2 separate regions of the Homo sapiens genome follow, and region 1 is linked to region 2. Evidence: chromatin contacts called from ENCODE POLR2A ChIA-PET data. All regions are on one chromosome and are shown on one strand. Each heading gives the region's core, a stretch centred on a gene start or an enhancer-like site at or near the end of the contact. The rest is flanking DNA. Distances are from core to core; before and after follow the strand shown. Region 1 overlaps ATL2 (atlastin GTPase 2). Region 2 overlaps LOC107985869 (a long non-coding RNA gene).

What was found. ChIA-PET counts read pairs that join two places held with the same protein, here RNA polymerase II (POLR2A).
Region 1: POLR2A ChIA-PET joins it to region 2 with 13 read pairs in WTC11. The contact joins two enhancer-like sites. POLR2A ChIA-PET finds 5 or more read pairs at or near these places in 4 of 52 experiments (MCF 10A, WTC11, activated CD4-positive, alpha-beta T cell and 1 more).

Annotation. Positions count from the first base shown.
Region 1 is chr2:38,361,725-38,368,306 of GRCh38, forward strand. All of the region lies in intron 1 of ATL2 (atlastin GTPase 2), which reads right to left. Among named protein-coding and RNA genes, the nearest start is that of ATL2, 12 kb to the right of the region's middle. Within about 2 kb of position 4,272, at least 2 of the 41 ENCODE cell types and tissues checked have a DNase peak (open chromatin) inside an H3K27ac peak, as active enhancers do.
Region 2 is chr2:37,760,922-37,767,612 of GRCh38, forward strand. The region is part of intron 2 of LOC107985869 (a long non-coding RNA gene); the gene reads left to right. Among named protein-coding and RNA genes, the nearest start is that of CDC42EP3, 93 kb to the left of the region's middle. Within about 2 kb of position 1,455, at least 2 of the 41 ENCODE cell types and tissues checked have a DNase peak (open chromatin) inside an H3K27ac peak, as active enhancers do.

The DNA.
Region 1 (6,582 bases), core at 3,022-5,521, 600 kb after region 2:
ACATTTTAATTTGCCTCAAAATTTACTTCCACAGACAGGCAAGAAAACTTACCTTTACTGAAATGACTCAATGAAATAATCCTCTCAACAACCCAGTAACTTAGCTATTAGTCCCATTTCACAGAGAGGAAATGTGGATCTTCGAAGATGTTTTTTTAAAAATTATTTAAGATTCTACAGTTAAAAGGTAATGCATGCATCAAGATTTCTATCTTTTAAACCCATGCTGTTTCCACTATACCAAACTGCTATTCGATGTTATAGGATAATTCTTAAACAGATCAATCACTGTTCCCCAGTGATACAGCCATAGAAAGGAGACTCAAATCAGTCCACATAATGATGCTTATCATTTAAAATAAATCCCTAGTATTAGCTAATCGACTCTTATGAGTAAAAAACTACAAGCGCAGAATAAGAATAGGTTTAAAGGGCTTGTTTTTGCTTGGGAAAGGTGGATTCGCTAACATCTGGTATTTGAGATTTCTAGCTCCCTAAAGTTCCAGATTAAACTAGATGTTTAGGAAAAAACTAGAGCAACCAAAATAATCACAATTACAAATACACATAACCCTTCCTTACCAGACATATCACGGGGCAAAAAACTGCTTACTAAAGAATGGTCAACACATTTGTAATTCAATTATTTATCATGGGCCTATGACTGAGTTAATACTGTCAATATTTAATTAGCCACAGCCACACCGTACAACAGTGAGTCTCACACCCACTAGAGTTTAAGAACCATCTGGGTAACTGGCTCAGAATACAGATTCTTAGACCCCACCTCCAGAGTCTGATTCAGCTGATCCATGGAGTCCAGAAATCTACATTTTTAACAAGCACCCCACTAACCAGCACCATGCTAATTCTGACACAAGGGGTGAAAGGTCTAGAACTGGAGGTGCATAAATCTTTATTCTTTCAATAGTCACTGAACACCTACAACACAGTTCTGAGAACTACAGATTCAGTAGTAAAACAAAATTAAGAACAACAACAAAAATCCTGCCCTTAGGAGTTTACATCCTAAAGACAGAGCAATAGAAAACATATGTGTGATGTCAGCTAGTGTTAAGTGCTACAGAGAAAAGTAAAGCGAGCCAAGGGAAATGGAGGCAGGAGTTGTCATTGAAGACAGTAGTCACAGATAACTTCTCCTACAAGATGACATTTGAGCAAAGAACTGAAAGACATGGACATCTGGAGGAAAAGAGGAAAACATTATTAGTAACTTTCTCATCCCTCAAAATAATTCACTGTATGAAATAATTTTAGGTGTTGTAGCTTTTACTACAGAAGAGTGAAAAACACAGAGTGCCGACTATGTGCCTATTATCTCTTTAAACCTCAAAATCACTTTGTGGAGTAGCTATGAGTTTCCTTGTTTCCATAAAGGAGTACACTGAAGCTCAGATAAAGCAATCTGCGAGGATACACATTTTGTAAGTAATCAACTGAGGATGCACAACCAGGTCTTTCTAATTGTCAAAATGCATCATCCTCCAACTAAGCCAAACTGTTAGCATCTTTATTATCAAATGAGCATGTCTGCTGAATAAACTCAGATCTGAATTCTTATATGCTCAGTACTTCTAGAAACCTGAAAAAAGCTACCAAAAATACAAGTTGTTTATTAAAAAGGTGGGGGGGGGGGTTATTTATCATCTTTATAACAAATCTTGGCATACAGCTATTTTTCCAAAAATTCCCTAGTTAATATGTATTTATACAGTCAGCAAATCATTTACACAGTCTCCCAATATTTGGGGAACAATTTTTTCTTCATAAACTTTCTAGAAGGGCAAGTATTAAATTGCATACCTTTAAAATATAAGATGCAATAAAAGTATATTTGCCCATCTTTGGCAAGATAAGCACATATATTTAAATATAAGTAAATGTGTAACTCACTGTTTCCTATTCACCAACTCCAACAATTCTCAGGACACCTACTATCCAATCTGTCATGAATTACGAGGAAGACCTCCCATCCTACCTACTTCACACTGGTAACTAGAGAGCAAGGCACTATACTAGACAGAAGTATAATTCAATAATAACAGTCTTTACTCTTAACGGTTCTAACACAAAAAGTATAAAAGGATACTGTAAAATAAAGGAAATGCTATTTGAGTACAAAAGTAGCCCTTTTTGGATTATCTAAACTAGGGTTATCAATAAAGACATTCTGAAGACGGCTGCACCTCTTAAGCCCTGAGGATCAGATTAAGGCTAACTTTAAAAATGTAGTCTAGGCCGGGCACAGTGGCTCACGCCTGTAATCCCAGCACTTTGGGAGGCCAAGGCAGGCAGATCATGAGGTCAGGAGTTGGAGACCAGCCTGACCAACATGGTGAAACCCTGTCTCTACTAAAAATACAAAAATTACCCGGGCGTGGTGGCGGATGCCTGTAATACCAGCTACTCAGGAGGCTGAGGCAGAAGAATCACTTGAACCCGGGAGGCAGAGGTTGCAGTGAGCCGAGATTGTACCACTGCACTCCAGCCTGGGCAACAGAGTGAGACTCCATCTCAAAAAATAAAATAAAATAAAATAAAAATAAAAGTATAGTCTGAGAATGTTGGACATCAACCCTGAGGAATACCACTGACAATTTCAGAGCAGAGGAGAGAGAGTCAAAGCTGTGTTGCAGAGATAAACTCAAAGTGATGAGTAAGAAGTGTAATGCGCAAATCAGATATAAGGCAATTTCAAGAGCCCGAATATAAAGTGAGAAGCCCAAAGTCAAGAGGTGACAGTAAAAATGGAAGAGCTAGTTCTTAAACATCATTCTCTGTGGCCTTAGGCCAAATTATTCCATATTTGTTATATGAAACACTCACTTTTCTTACATGCCTTATAAAACGACAATGTACTACATTCCTATTTCCGGAAGTATTTTTAGTACAATGACTCTAAGAGCTCCAAGATTTTGTAGCACACGGATCAAGAATTAATCGAAAACACAGAAGGTTTCCTTGACTCAGGCATATAGTTTAAGAATTCTCTTTTAGGCTCAAAAAATAACTTTGTTGGCTAGGCACAGTGGCTTGCGCCTGTAATCCCAGCACTTTGGGAGGCTGAGGCGGGTGGATCACGAGGTCAGGAGATTGAGACCATCCTGGCTAACACGGTGAAACTCCGTCTCTACTAAAAATACAAAAAATTAGCCATGCGTGGTGGCACACGCCTGTAGTCCCAGCTACTAGGGAGGCTGAGGCAGGAGAATGGCGTGAACCCGGGAGGCGGAGCTTGCAGTGAGCTGAGATCACGCCACTGCACTCCAGCCTGGGGTACAGAGCGAGACTCCGTCTCAAAAAAAAAAAAAAATTACTTTAAGAGTTGTAAAGTATCAAGCCATAAAAGAACTCTGAAATTTGGGATAGCCAGTTAGCAAGGGAATCATACACACACACACACACACACACACACACACAAATACACACACACACACACACACAAATACACACACACACAAATTTAGAATATTTAAATTTAGAATAGACACTTAGATCGAATAGGGCTACTATGACAAATTTCAAAAAGCTTTAAGCCAATACTCTGGAAATTTAGACACTAAGTTCCATTCTGCCACATCTCTCTACCTCAGATGACTGTTACAGCAGCAGTTTAAAAAAAGAGAAGGCCGGGCACAGTGGCTCACACCTGTAATCCCAGCACTTTGGGAGGCCGAGGCAGGCAGAACACCTGAGGTCAGGAGTTCAAGGCCAGCCTTGGCAACATGGTGAAACCCTGTCTCTACTAAAAATACAAAAAATTGGCCAGGAGCAGTGACTCACACCTGTAATCTTAGCACTTTCGGAGGCCAAGGTGGGTGAATCACGAGGTCAGGAGTTCGAGACCAGCCTGCCCAACATAGTGAAACCCCATCTCTACTAAAAATACAAAAAAATTAGCCAGGCGTGAGGGCGGGTACCTGTAGTCCCTTGGGAGTAGCTACTTGGGAGGCTGAGGCAGGAGAATCACTTGAACCCTGGAAGCAGAGGTTGTAGTGAGCAGAGATCATTCCTGGGTGACAGAATGAGACTCCATCTCAAAAAGAAAAAAATTCGCCAGGTGTGGTGGTGTGTACCTAAAATCCCAGTTACTCGGGAGGCTGAGGCAGGAGAATGGTTTGAATCTGGGAAGCAGAGGTTGCAGTGAGCCAAGATCGCGCCATTGCACTCCAGCCTGGGCGACAAGAGCTAAACTCTGTCTCAAAAAAAAAGAGGTAAGTATTCACTCAAATTCCAGACTTGGCTCAATACAGACAAAATTCCTACTACAAGAGCAGCCGTGAAAAGAAGGGAATGGTGCCAAAAGGAGACAAATAAACACCCCTCCAACTAGATAAAATGTGACTAATTTGAAAAAAAAAAAAAAAACAAAGATAAAGTCAGAGCTTCGCACTATACTCTCCTTTTGTCCCCTCTTAGTTTGGCAATTTGAGGGTACATGACAGGATTCCTTGTAGTAAATAAACACACACGCTCAAAAACAGGATGAAGGAAGGAGATGTTAGCACAGTTTTTAAGTTGCATTTTGAGCTCCTCAGATAATTTTTCCAGGAATTATCCAGTTACTTAAACCAATTATTTGCTCTATTTGGCTACAGGAAAATAGCCCCATTCCTTTTTTTATTAAACATACTCTAATACCATTTGGTCTTTCAGTTGCCTCTATCTAATTGCTTTTAAGTATTTTTTAAGCATCTCTTTTAGATTGAAAATTCTCAGAAATCAGGGTCAAATGTTTAAATTATGTCATAAAAAGTTACCAAAATACTGCCTATCTTTTTTATCTTCAAACCAGTGGCATAGCCTACACTTTGCTCTCTAAGATCTACCCATTCTTCAAAGCACGACAAAGCCTCCCTCTTCCATGAAGTATTCCTCAACAACTCTAGCACACGGCAATTTCTACTTCAGAACATATAAGCTTAACGATAAACTTAACTCACAAATATGCATAAAGTCTCTATGATCTACGTGAAAGCTTAGAACAAGCATCTGTCTACATTATTTTTTGTAGGTATTCACTATAAGCAGCTCAAAAGCCCTTTTATAAGGTAGGTACACAGTATGTCAACTAAAACTATCAAGGGAAAAAAGCTAATTATTTGTCTAAGTATGGTCCTCTATTTGCCTGTCCCATTCCGGCCTCTAGTCCCAAAAGAAAACTAACCCCAGCCCCTTCATGTCCTACCCTCAAGAGAAGAGATGATAACTTTGTGCACTTAGTACATGCCAAACACTTTAAGACATTATCTTTATTACTATTATTATTTTTTTTAGCAACAGAGTCTCACTATGTCGCCCAGGCTCAGCTCCATCCTGCAGCCTCAGCCTCCCAAAGTGCTGGGATTAAAGGCACGAGCCACCGCACACAGCCAAGACATTATCTTTTAATCTTAGAACTTTTCAGGTAGGTTTTTTTTTAGGTTTTAAGAAACTAAAACTTATTTGTAGAGATCTGAACCTAGCTTCTAAGCTTGCTTTTCTTCTACCACGCTACTAGGCACTGAAACAGATGCCCACTCTCCGACAATAAAAAGAGATACGAATAAACAATCAATATATGATTAACAATTTAAGGCCGGGCGCGGTGGCTCATGCCTATAATCTCAGCACTTTGGGAGGCCAAGGCGGGCAGATCACGAGGTCAGGAGATCGAGAACATCCTGGCTAACACGGTGAAACCCCGTCTCTATTAAAAATACAAAAAAAAATTAGCCGGGCATGGTGGCGGGCGCCTGTAGTCCCAGTTACTACAGAGGCTGAGGCAGGAGAATACCATGAACCCGGAAGGCGGAGCTTGCAGTGAGCCACTGCACTCCAGCCCGGGGAACAGAGCAAGAATCCATCTCAAAAAAAAAAAAAAAAAAAAAACCGCCCATTTAAAACAACTTTTTTTTTTTTTTTGAGACGGAGTTTCACTCTTTTCACCCAGGCTGGAGTGCAATGGCGCGATCTCGGCTCACTGCCACCTCCGCCTCCAGGGTTCAAGTGATTCTCCAGCCTCAGCCTCTGGAGTAGCTGGGATTACAGGCGCTTGCCACCATGCCCAGCTAATTTTTGTATTTTTAGTAGAGATGGGGTTTCACCATGTTGTCCGGGCTGGTCTCGAACTTCTGACCTCAGGTGATCCTCCCACCTTGGCCTCCTAAAGTGCTGGGATTACAAACGTAAACCACCACGCCCGGCCTAAAACAACTTTTTTTTTTTTTTGAGGAGTCTCGCTCTCTCTCCCAGTCTGGAGTGCAGTGGCGCAATCTCGGCTCACTGCAAGCTCCACCTTCCGGGTTCACACCATTCTCCTGCCTCAGGCTCCCCAACAGCTGGGACTACAGGCGCCTGCCACCACGCCCGGCTAATTTTTTGTATTTTTAGTAGAGATGGGGTTTCACTGTGTTAGCCAGGATGGCCTCTATCTCCTGACCTCATGATCCACCCACCTCAGCCTCCCAAAGTGCTGGCATTACAGGCGTAAGCCACCGCACCTGGACTCTAAAATAAGGACTTTTTTTTTTTTTTTTTAATTTGAGACGGAGTTTCACTCTTGTTGCCCAGGCTGGAGCG
Region 2 (6,691 bases), core at 205-2,704:
TGGTGGTGCGCACCTGTAATCCCAGCTGCTCGAGAGGCTGAGGAAGGACAATTGTTTGAACCCGGGAGGCAGGTGAAGGTTGCAGTGAGCTAAGATCGCACCACTGCACTCTAGCCTGGTGACAGGGTGAGACTCCGTCTCAAAAAAAAAAAAAAAAAAAAAAGGCCCAAACCCCTGCCTCTCAAAGATTTCCCAGTTCCCGATCCCATATATACAGTTTTGTCTCTTGAGGCTTTGACTGCAATGGGAAACCCAGACCCTTTTATAAGAACCACAGAAACCCCCTCCTAGGACTTGTGTGCATAGCAGATGAGCTGAAGATTTGGGGCTGAAGAGAGACCTGAGAGGAAAACAGCCAACCTGTACAGGAGGTACAGGGCTGACGGCTCCCATACAGCAGTGCTAGGAATTCTTTGGCTCTTTCTCAGGGCTAGCCTCTAACTTTCTGGCTCCCTCTCCTCTTCTTTTATTTCTCTCACCTTTTCCTTCCAATAACAAAACAACAACTTTTTCTCTTTTCTCCTGCCCCCATCTCTTTTGACATCACAAAATCTCAACCACCCCCAAAATATCTTTCAAAGTATTTTCTTGAACAAATACAGTGGCAACCCTCAACATAATTCTGGAGCCAGTTTTAGTAAAAGGTATTTTTCACATCTTTGCATTTCAATTGCAGGCAATTATATTGGCTTTTTTGGGTTATTGGAAGGATGACACAACTCTGTACTGGGCACCATGGATACAGTAGTGAATAAGACGGATAAAATCCCTGTCCTTGTGAAGCTTCATCCTACTAGAAGAGCTAGACTAAAAATAAATGCATAATATTATATTTGGTAGTAGTAAATACTATTCTCCAGAAAAATAAAATGTGGTAAGGAGATAGAGACAGGAGATGGACAAGCTTTAGTGGCATTACTGGCATACAGTAAATATTTGATTAACAGAGGTGAGGATAAGTGTGGTGACTGCAGTGGTAGTGGTTCTTATCAACCCACTACTTGTTTGAGGCCAGACAATTTTGCAGCTTAACTTAGAGGAGCTAAAGATATGAAGAACTAAGAAAGTTCTTGCCACAAAGAGGGAAACAGAATATTGCAGGTACACTGAAAGGCAAAATGAAACAAAACAAACACAAAATTCTGGAGACTGGAGGTAGGTCAAAGAGAATGGAGAAGAAAAGTGATAGATGCAAAGCTATGAAACAAAAATTTAAATAAGCTTTATAAGAATTCAGACCTAAGTCTGAAACCTGGTGGGTGAATGGCACTTACGATCTTTCCTGCACTGTGGAATACAAATTTGCAGAATGCAGTTGAAAGAGCACAAAATGACTTCTGGTTAAGGATCACGGTGTATAGGCATTAATTCTTACCCTCCCCTTCTTGAAAAATCTCAAACTAAAAACAGAAAAATATTTTAGTTGCCAATGAAATAAGGATACGACTGCAATCTTAAACCACAAACTATGTAGCAAACCTGCCAAATGCTGTGAAATCTGGACCAAAATGAGGAAGAACACTAAAAACTAACAACATATCCTCAGACCTTGGGCAAGAGGGACATTTCCCCAAAAGAAAGTGAGATTACCCTGAAATGCCATCCAGTGATTCTTCAAGGGAGGTAAGATCCAGGGGTACTGGGGCCATGGCAGAAGAGGACTCTTCCTTTAGGCTCAACTTGATACCACAGAACATGGCAGGCAGAAAAGCAGAGGAACCAGAGTGGTACCCGATTTTTATCCAATATTCATTCTCCTTGCTGTGGGAATGACCAAGGCAGAGAAAGTGGAGGAAAATTGCATTTTCCAAATTACCAACCTTTCCAATGACAAAAATTGCGGTGTGATATACAGTTCCAGAATAAGGAAAAGAGTAGATTTGGTGAGAGGCTATAGGAGGCAATATACTGTGTTCAAGTTTACTAACATCCCTCACTACTCCCCTTCCTCCATGGATGATTTTTCAGCAAGTATACAAGATGAATGACAATCTGAAAGAACCATCCCACAGACATGCTTTGAAATGAGAGAGAAAATAAAGAAGAAAGGAATGTAGGACAAAGATAAAGAACTACAAAAGAAATCATCTAAGAAAACAAAGAGTTTGGGTAGAGTTCCCCATAATCTCAAAGAAATTATAGGAGATAAGTGTAAATAAAAAATATTACAGAAAAAAAAAGCCATACTACAGCCAGGCGCAGTGGCTCATGCCTGTAATCCCAGCACTTTGGGAGGCCAAGGCGGGTGGATCACAAGATCTGGAGTTCGAGACCATCCTGACCAACATGGTGAAACGCCGTCTCTACTAAAAATACAAAAAATGAGCCGGGCATGGTGGCGTGTGCCTGTAGTCCCAGCTACTCGAGAGGCTGAGGCAGGTGAATTGCTTGAATCCAGGTGGCGGAGGTTACAGTGAGCCCAGATCGTGCCACTGCACTCCAGCCTGGCGACAGAGCAAGACTCCGTCAAAAAAAAAAAAAAAAAAGCCATACTACAAGCAACCGAAATTAGAATAAACCTAACTTAAAACAGACAGTACTTTTAATCATTCATTCATTCATTCGTTCATTCATTCATTTAACTAATTAGTGAATACCCCCTCCATGGCTGGAGTGCTTCTAGATGCTGGGAACTTAGCAGTGTCCAAGACAACATCTCTGCCTTCATGGAGCTTACAACCTAGGGTGGATGGGGGATAGTAAAAAGTAAAGAATAAATTTTGATAGTGCTATTAAAAAAAGTAAAACAGAACAACATAATAGAGTATGAAAGGTACTGGGTGACCATGAAAGTCTCTCTCACTGCAGGATATTTTATCTGAAACCTGTATAACATCATGAAAGATTCAGGCCTGCAAATATCTGGAGAGACATTCTATATACATATTATCATAAAAAAAAGATTATAAGGAAAAAGACATGAATGATAGGTAAGGAATATTCAACAAATATATAATTGGTGTTTGCAAAGAAGAAATGAACAAAAGAAACAGAAAATATGTTCAAGAAATAGGAAAAACAATCCCAGAACAAATGCTTAAATCTGCAGTGAGAGAATAATGCTCTAATGAAAACTTACTTGAGTGACCAATACCAGTACATAAAAATAATATGGATAACCAGCCCTGAATCTAGGCTGGTCTCATGGCTTGCTTTGACCCATAGCATGTGGTGAAAATTATTTCATGGCAGCCCTGAGCTTACAGCCCGAAGAGGCCTTGCATACTTTCACTCCCTTTCTCACAGCCCTGCTACCATTTTGTGAACAAGCCTGGGCCATCCTGCTGGAGTATGAGAGATCGCAGGGCCAAGTCACCCCCACTGTCCCTGCCAAGAGATAATCAACTACCACATGAGTGAGGTGATTCTAGGCCAGTCAAGCTCCAGTTGACCCATGTCCTAACTCATTCACCCAAGATCAGCCAAGCCATATCAGCAGGACCACCCCTACAGACCTGCAGGTCTGCAGCAATGATTAATGGTGTTTGTTTTCAGCCACAGTGTTTTGGGGGTGATTTATAAGTCAACACAAGCTAAGTATGATGAATGTCTAAATGTTTTTCACAATCTTTTTCTTGGCTTTAGAGAGATGTTAGAAAATAAAGTCTTCTGTGAAGAAAAATTTACCTGAAATCCAGCGTATCCAATTATATTTTAGTTTCTTTTTCTTCTGTTAAAGGAAACTTACATTTAATACCTTTTATTTAAAATCACATTTCATATGTCTAATGGCTGCTTTTATTATAAAAATGGATTCTATTTCATCAAAATTCTACCTTTTTATTTTCTAAACTGTATGGATGTATAAACAGATGTGCAGGACAATTTTTATCCAATGTTAATAGCTGCTCTTTCATTGGCAGCAAGAGTTTGTATAATTTTTCTGTTGCTCTTTGTAGTTTTCTGTGTGGCTTGAATTTATTGTAATGGGCATGTATCAACTTTGTAAAAACAGTTGAGTCATTCTTTTAAAAGAGCTCGACAGACAGAAAGGAAGTGCTCAGAAAAGGCTGCGTGCATGTTGAAAGGATGTAAGAGCAACATGGGATCCTGGATTGGCTCCTGTGTCAGAAAATGGACATTAGTGGAAAAACTTGCAAAATTTGAATAAGATCTTTGATTATTAGTATTGGGTTAATGTTAAAGCAGATTTGATCATTGTACTGTGGTGGGTCATGAAAGATGCTCATAATAGAAGTTGAGTGAAGGGTGAGAGGGAACTCTCTATACTATTTTGGCAACTGAGTCTAAAATTATTTCAAAATATAGTTGAAAAGAAGGGATAAGACTGTACTTAATTGTATAAATAAAAAGTCCCACTTTGATCTATCTTACTTTTGAAATGGAAAACCTATCATTCTTTGTTAAAGAAAGGGGGAACAGTTAAAAGATAGCCAGTAACTAATGCACATAGTAAATAAAAATTGCTATTAAGTATAAGCTGACTTCGATTCATAGTTTTAGAGTTTCAGGATATTCTGGGAAAGAAATTTGCTGATGTAAATGTATAATGTCAGCAATATACTATCACTGCTGTTATTAATATTTTGATAATGTTTGGTCTGTCAAGGACCAAAGCAATTCTGTATTCTATACAAGCAGCTTGTATACATTTTATACTTCTAAAGTAATTATTAATATATTTTCAGTTTAATTTAAAGATTGTTATTTACTTTGACCAGAGGAATAATTTAGGAATCAGAACAGTAGTTTACATCTCCAAGTTAGCAAAATGTGACAGATACATAATCTGTATTGGAAGTGATTTAAGCCTGGTATTTGTGATTCATCAAAGGAAAGCCCATTTGGTCTAGGTTGAAATAGTTTCCTTAGATGAGGAGTACTCTCCTTTTTATCAGTTATAGTATTCTTCACATCCATTTTGGTTCCAGGACTAAATGACATCCACGCCACACCGTGTATCAAAACACTCTATAACACATTTTTAAAAACCTCTAATACATTCTGATTGTTTTATAAAAGAGCTATCTTTTAAAAGAGCAGACCAAGTTCATGACAGAGAAGTTCTCTGGTGCATTCTGAAGCAAATAGAAAGAAAACAACAAAAATCTTAGAAAACTCGTAACTGACAAAATCAACTGCATTTGTTTTAGTTTGGAAACAGCACCAGCACCAGTTTCTTTCTTCTAAAAGAGTAAGAATTCACAGCAAGAATATTATTTTTGTTTACAAGAATTGTGTCTGAACCCTCTAAAATACGACTGTCAAGTCAAATGTCAAGAATGTTAATTAGTGAAAGGAAGGGGAGGAGTTGACGGGAGGCAGGCCGTCAGCACCAGCTCACTCTGTAAACAGAGCTGTGTCTTGAATTCCACAGCAATGGCATGGAGGCATTCTTTGAAAAGAGGAGATAATAGATGATGAAGTATCTAGCAAAAAAGATATGAAAAGCTTCTGTCCAAACACTGTTTATCAAACAAATATACTCTGATTGTAAACTGCCTAAAACTTGAGTTTCAGTTTGTTTAGCTCACCAGCATGTGAGTGTGTATATTCACTATTTGAGTTTTATTTCAGTTCTTCTCATTGAGGTCATTCCTTGTTTGAATTAGCTCATGCCCTCTGTTCAGAGGATCTCTTCAAAGTAGATTACAAGATTCAGAGATATTTTTTAAGTCCATTGATAAGTTCTCCAATTCTAAATATTCCACTGTTTAACCATCGGCCCATTAGCCCAGGCACAAAACAGGGAAGAAAGATACACCCGCATTAAAAACCAACAGGTTTTTTATTTCCTCAATGCTCCTGTGTCTTACCCTATTTAGAAATCATATGGCATATGCAAATAGATGTGGATAGGTTTGACAATTAAGTTATTATTTTATTTTTCTTTTAGACCTAGAGTTTAACCAAAACCATCGCTTCCATGCAACATCGCCCCAAATTCAACAGAGTGGGACTTGGCAGACAAGTTTTAATTATAGACCTTGCATCTATCTTGTGTCCATCAATATCATGGTTAACTTGGAAGTTAAAGAGGCATTTTGCAACATCACAGGTCTCTTCTCAACTCATTTAAAATTAATCCCAGTTAAAATAAAAAACACAAATCAAACAGGGCATTTTTCATATTCATTTTGTAGGTGCACTGTCAGAATTATAAATCAGCTTTGCCTAAGGAGTAAAATGAAACACACCCAAATGTAGTATTTTTAGGAAAAAATGTCTGGAAATGAGTGCATATGTTACTATGAATTTTTGTTAAAGATAAGCAAAACTCTAATATGCTAAAATTTATTGACTGGACAAAAATCTCCTCCACAGATGCAATTATTCACATACTCATTGGTCAAATATTTAGTGCATGCCTTGAGGATACACCACAAATCAACCCCTTCTCTGCTCCTCTTCCCCAGTCTCCAAAATCTACCTCCTACCTCCAACCCCACACTCACATGGAATTGCAAATAGCTTGATTGGATAAGCATGGACATCAGAGAAAACTCTCTGATACATTTTTGACACTTGCTAATAAAAGTATGTTGGGTGTTTTTCTTTCTACCTAAGGATGTTCCACCCATCATGGAGGGAAAATGGGGCTAAGAGAAGCCTGCCTCAGCTGGTGGGGTCATATCCACTCACAGATGTTAAGGAGTCTCCATGACAATGAGGACTTGAGGTGGGGAAGAAGAGACCCAGATATCTGCTTTGCCTTCTGTTCAAAAGCCAA